Regions from separate parts of the Homo sapiens genome. Here region 1 is linked to region 2. A link is a contact called in ENCODE Hi-C data. All regions are on one chromosome and are shown on one strand. The core of a region is the stretch at or near the end of the contact, and the rest is flanking DNA. Distances in the headings are between cores, read along the strand shown. Region 1 overlaps CASC20 (cancer susceptibility 20). Region 2 holds the start of FERMT1 (FERM domain containing kindlin 1).

Region 1 (3,059 bases), core at 423-2,922, 370 kb before region 2:
AAGTTTTGTGTTCCTATTTGGAAGCAGGGTCTGTGAGTTTCGCAGAAACATAATTGTTTCCAAGCTGGAAAAAAAAAAGTTTATGTTTCCAAAGTCTCACTCACCCCAAATAAATCTGCCCTGCTTTCATTTTATTTACCTTGAAAGATGTAGAGTTGTTTGAACCTTAGAAGGGTTTCCACTTGCAGTTTCAGGAAGTAGTAATATCTCATAACTTTACCCACAGCTTAAAATTCATTAAGATAGCTAAGCTGAAAAATGTGCTGCTGATTTTGATTCATAAACAACTTTTATCTCCTTTCTGGTTATCATTCTTTCAATCAAGTGGACAACTATTTATGAAGAAGGGCATTCAATCATCATCTAATTTTGCTAACCATTATTTCTGAGATTGCTGGAAAATAAATAACCCAATGAGGTGTTTACTTCTAGTCAAATAATGTATGTAATCTAAACGTTTTAAATCTATTACTTCTTATATCTGGATTAAATTTACATTAACAACTTTTTAAAAATACTATCAAACTGTTAAGCAGTATCTACTAAAGCTAAACATATCTGCCCACCATACAGCATATATGCTTCTGAAAGTCTTGGGCATATTCACCAGAAATGATAGTATATATACACAAAAGACTTGTATAAAAATTTTCACTGGGGATGCAAACTGGAAACAATCTGATGCTCGTCAACAGTAGAATGGATAAACTGTAGTATAGTCACACGACAAAATATTACACAACCATGAAAAAGAATGGAACAACATGGATGGATCTCATAGACATAACTTTGAGTGAAAGAAGCCAGACCCAAAGGAATAAATTCTGTATTATTCCATTTATGTGAATTTCAAGAACAGGCAAAATTTATCAGTGGGAATAGAAATTAAAATAGTGTTTCTTGGGGGTAGGTATTGACAGAGAAGGGGCAGCAGGGAGTCTTTCAGCTGCTAGAAATGGTCCATATCTTAATCTGGATGATGGTTACATGGGTGCATGTATTATAAAAATTCATCAAGCTATAGACTATAAATAGGTGCACTAGGTATATTAATAACACCTTTAAAAAAACAGAAAAGAAAATTTCACCTAGAATTAGGGAAAAAAACAAATATTTAAAAGGCCAGTGTTCATAGCTTGCCAAGTTTAATTTGTCAAGCCTTATTAGGTTTCACCATACCATGATATTAAGACAAATAGATAGAACTAGTTGACGAAGGGTTAAGCTTCCTCATGAGACTTTGTGTATGGTAAAGCTTTCAGTTACTTATAGACCTAGTCTAGGAGTGTACAAAGACACATATCAACAAAGACAAGCCATTCTGATGCACTGTCTCAATATCCATCAGTGTTATATACCATGTCAACTTGCCTACAAACTGACAAGATAGCGTTAATGCCGCAGTAAGGGAAACAGAAACAAAGGCAGGGCTGATGCTGCCTTACAATGAGGGCCTATTCTCTCCCTTGCACCTGAGAACACCAGTGAACTTTGTCATTGTTCAGCAGCAGAAACCTTGCAGTTTCTCTCAGCCTTAGCTCTTCATCACATGACCACATTATTTCCTTACGAGGTAACCCTGCCCTGTGTCCCTTGACAACGGAATCCTCCAAACCCATAAACTGTGTCATCAAGATTGACCAACCAGAGTTCATCGTTCCTCACCACCCTCCTTCATCCTGAGCTGTTTGCTCTTATTGTTCATTTGAGAAAAAAAAATTAAAAAGAATGAAAGGAAAGGAAAGACAGCAATCCAAGTCCAGTCACAGGCAGCACAAAAGATTCATTTGTGAAGGGCAAAGATTAACAAGGCTAATAGCTCTAGGGGTTTGGGGAAAGTCTGTCTGATTCAGAGAATCAACAGGGAAAAGTTGAGTATAGACAAATTGCTTGCTCCAGAGGGAATACTATGTGGGAGGGGATGGAAATAACTCCATTCCGGGAGCCTGTTTTACTTTCTGTGGTGTTGTGCCAACAGATGCAAGGACAGCCTCGGTGGCAGAATAATATGCCTGTGATAAAAGCCACTGTCTCCTTTGTCCAGACACTGAATGTTTAGCTTTCGGTTTAGAACCATAGACAGTGAAACCTCAATTTATTGGACTCTTTAATCATTAAGTCTTTATCAAATTGTATTTCATGCTGTACTTTCATCTAAATTGGGAGAACATAGTCTTCTCCAGAAGTTACACAGACATTTTCTTCAGCTACAACTTGAGTCCTAGAGTTACATGAGGATTTTTATTGTCTTCAAAAGGTGACCTTGAGACATCACAAAATCCTCAATGAAACTCTCTAGATTAATGCTTTGGAGAAATGCTTAACAGCTAGGGTTAAAACAAAAAGGGTTTGCTGGTTAATGTTCAGTTTATTTTGATACTCCCATTGATCCAGCCCTCTAGACAATATAGAGGAGATGGTTATTGTTACTTTTAAGAGTTGTTATTGTGTTTAAAATACCAAATGAGCCAAACTGCATGGAGATAAAAGTAAACAACACATGAAATGAGAATATGGCCAACTTTTTTATTCAGACTAATGAGATTTAGGGAGAAAAGCCTCCATAGGTCCCTCCCCTCCCCTCTCTTTTCTTTTCTTTCTTTTTTTTTCTTAAGACAGTGTCTTACTCTTTTAACCCAGGCTGGAGTGTAGTGGTGCTATCAGACCTCACTGCAGTCCCAAACTCCTGAGCTCAAGTCATCCTCCCACCTCATCTTCCCAAGTAGCTAGGATCACAGGCATGTGCCACAGTGCTTGCTAATATATATTTTTTCATTTGTTTGTAGTGATGGGGTCTCATTAGGTTGCCCATGCTGGTCTCAAATTTCTGGTCTCAAGCGATCCTCCAGCCTCAGCCTCCCAAAGCACTGGGATTACAAGCATGAGCCACCATGCCTAGCCTAACTCTTTTCATTATATTCTTCCACATGAACTCTTTTCATAGATAAGCAAGAATGTCTTTCCTGGCATAGTTAAACAATACACAGTACATTTTTCTAACCAAGGAAGGGGGAAATATTTTATCTTTGCTGATCCCATTTAGAGTTACTGTTTCGCTC
Region 2 (2,796 bases), core at 220-2,719:
CAAGGTCAAGAGATCAAGACCATCCTGGCCAACATCATGAAACCTGGTCTCTACTAAAAATACAAAAATTGTAGTCCCAGCTGCTCGGGAGACTGAGGCAGGAGAATCACTTGAACCCGGGAGGCGGAGGGTGCAGCAGTGAGCCAAGATCGTGCCACTGCACTCCTGCCTGGGGACAGAACAAGACTCCATCTCAAAAAAATATATGTGTGTGTGTGTGTGTGTGTGTGTGTGTGTGTGTGTTTGTGCGCGCGCGCGCGCGCGCACTGACCACAGTCTAAGTTCTAATGGGCCATAAGCAGGGTTTCATGATGTTAAGAGGTAGGGAAGTGGGACCAGATGACCCTTCCCATCGTTGACAAACGCTACCAAGTGAAGACATTCTGTTTCAAGTTTTTAATGATTTTATTTCAATTATAATATCCTATATTTGCCAACAATGTTCAACTAACCTTTTTAAATTAAATGTACTTTCAAACCCATAATAATTCCTGAATATGGTAATGTTTAAGCGAAAACAGATTCAACTTCTAAATTTTATAACTTCTTTATTAAAATTTAAGTGTTCACAAGCCTTTTAATGCAAATCGCTAAAGCCTGTACTATATTGCATGAAATCCCTCCGTGGAAGAGCACGCATTCTATCTCTGTACCTATTTCACAGATGAGGAAACTGTCATTTCCATGTCTGTTTTATTAACCACTGTATTCTCTGAGCCCAGGCCCATTGGGAGGCCTGTAGAGCAGTAAGCACTCAACAAATGTGATTAAATGAACAAAGGAGGCTTGGAGAGGTTGTGTAAACTGCCCAGGTCACCCACCCTTCCTGGGTGGCCCCAGCCCTCTTTGAAAATAAATCCAACAGGAAGGCGACTGGCGGGACCGGTGGTGATCCTGAGGTGAGCCATACCAGGTGTGGCCCAGACTTCCGCATGCAGCCTGCCCTTGGGTCTCCTGGAGTCTCCCCTGGTCGGGAGCCTCAGCCTTCTGGAGACTGACACCACCCTCTTACTCAGAGACGAATCGTTTTGTCGTTGCCTTCACCTCCCTGACCACAAGTGCTCCGGGGCTCTTTCTGAGGGAGGCAGCTGTTCTAGGCGGGAGGCTGGAGTCTCCTGGGCCTGGACGCACCCCGGGGTGTGAGTGATGGGTATGCCTGAAAGGAGGGGAAGTGGCGCGGCTTTAATCATCTGGGCTAGTCCCCGGCGGGCCTGGGGGAACAGGGAAACTGGAGGCGGCCTTAAAGCGTCAGGATGAGACATCGCAAGAGGAGCTGCAGATACTGAGCGTGCGCCCCGGGTTCTCGCCGCCTTCTCTCCGCCGAGCAGCCCTTCGGCCACCCTTTGCCCTTAAAAATCTGCAGACTGCGCCTCCTCTCCGCGGGAGCGAGACCTAGCAGGCCCGGGGCTGGGCGTGCCCTCGCCTGCCACGCTGCGCGCTGCCCTCAGCCGGGCCGCTGGGGCCGTGCAGTGCACCGGGCACGCCGCGCCAGGCTGGGGGCAGGCACCGAGCCTCCGTGGGAGGTCCCGAGGCAGCTTCGCCTGCTCGCCCTGGCTCCAGCCCTCACCTGCCGCAGCCTTAGCTGAGCAGCCGCCGCCACTGGGCGCCCCCCGCTCCCCACTTCGCCAGCGCCCGCTCCTCGGCTCGGCCCGGGGTAGTTTGTAGGGACGCAGCTCTCCACGTGCGCGACTGCGAGGCTGGACGCTACGGGCTCCTGGAAAGGAGGTGGGTGCTCCGGAGCTAGGGCTGGGGAGCTAGAGGTTGGGAGGCTTTCATGGGCACCAGTGGCTCCTGAGCCCCCTTAGCCCCTTTCTTTCTGCAGCCTCTTGTACTTAAATAGCTGTTGATTGAAAATAATTTCGTCTGGATGTGACCACCTTCTCCGGCCCTACGCATCTGGCCGCAAAATAAACTTTCAGTTCAGCCGCAGGTGCTGCCTTAATGGGAGTAAGGGGCATGCTTTATCCACCCAACATCCGCCCCAGGATCCTGCAGAGCTGGCAAAAGACAGGTCGGGTGGCCTTCGAACACCAAGCACCTTCAGATATTCCAGGGGAAGGGTCGGGGACTGTTTCCCCCTCATCTTTCCTCCTTCCTGCTCTCCATCCCTCCATGCTTTCGTTTCTTTGACTGTCTGCGAAGGGCTTTTCAGCACTCTGCCAGTAACTTTGCTTCTTGTTTTGGTCTCCTTAGATGCGTTTTCCCGGCTGAAGTTTGCTGCTATCCTTGACAAGTAACAGCTTGCTGCAGACTAGACGTTCACTCAAAAATGAAGGCACAGAAAGATAGGAAAGGAATGCAGGAAAACCAGCTTGGCTAATTTTAGCCTGCATTTTGTTGTAAGGGGAATCAGCATCTATTGCCTGAATGAGTAGTGTTTTGATCACCCAAGTTAGGAAAAGACCTTATATCAGATTGCCCAGTGAAATAAGCAGTAAGGAATCACCTTTAAAAGTTATTTTCTTTATATACAAAACATTTTAAATAACTAGACTTCACAATTATAGCATTTAAGAAATTGTAAGGATCTTAAAGTCGAACAGTTCAATGCCAAGTTATGAGTTTGACGATGAAGGGGCATCTTTTGTCTCCTCACTGCGCAAGATTTGTGTTGATAGAAATGCTTAGTAAAGGCTACTGAGAATTTAGTTCACGTAGTTTGAGGAGTTTTCTTTCATTTTGGCATTGCAACATTATCAAAGTGGTTTCCCAGTGTGGTGAATAAGAGTTTGAAATAGAAAGGCAGACCTGGATTTCCACCTGGGCTCCAGCATCTAACTTGCTGTGTGACCTCAG

What was found. A loop is a pair of places that touch in the nucleus more often than their neighbours do.
Region 1: a map of Caco-2 shows a loop between it and region 2 (6-fold over the local background). The contact joins the enhancer-like site here to the promoter of FERMT1 in region 2. A Hi-C loop is called at or near these places in 1 of 168 maps with a recorded cell type or tissue (Caco-2).

What each region holds. Positions count from the first base shown.
Region 1 is chr20:6,491,289-6,494,347 of GRCh38, reverse strand. All of the region lies in intron 3 of CASC20 (cancer susceptibility 20), which reads right to left. Among named protein-coding and RNA genes, the nearest start is that of CASC20, 66 kb to the right of the region's middle. Within about 2 kb of position 1,672, at least 2 of the 41 ENCODE cell types and tissues checked have a DNase peak (open chromatin) inside an H3K27ac peak, as active enhancers do.
Region 2 is chr20:6,121,703-6,124,498 of GRCh38, reverse strand. FERMT1 (FERM domain containing kindlin 1) reads left to right here and starts at 1,469. Exons shown (of 15, transcript NM_017671.5): 1 at 1,469-1,725. RefSeq lists a silencer at 1,464-1,583.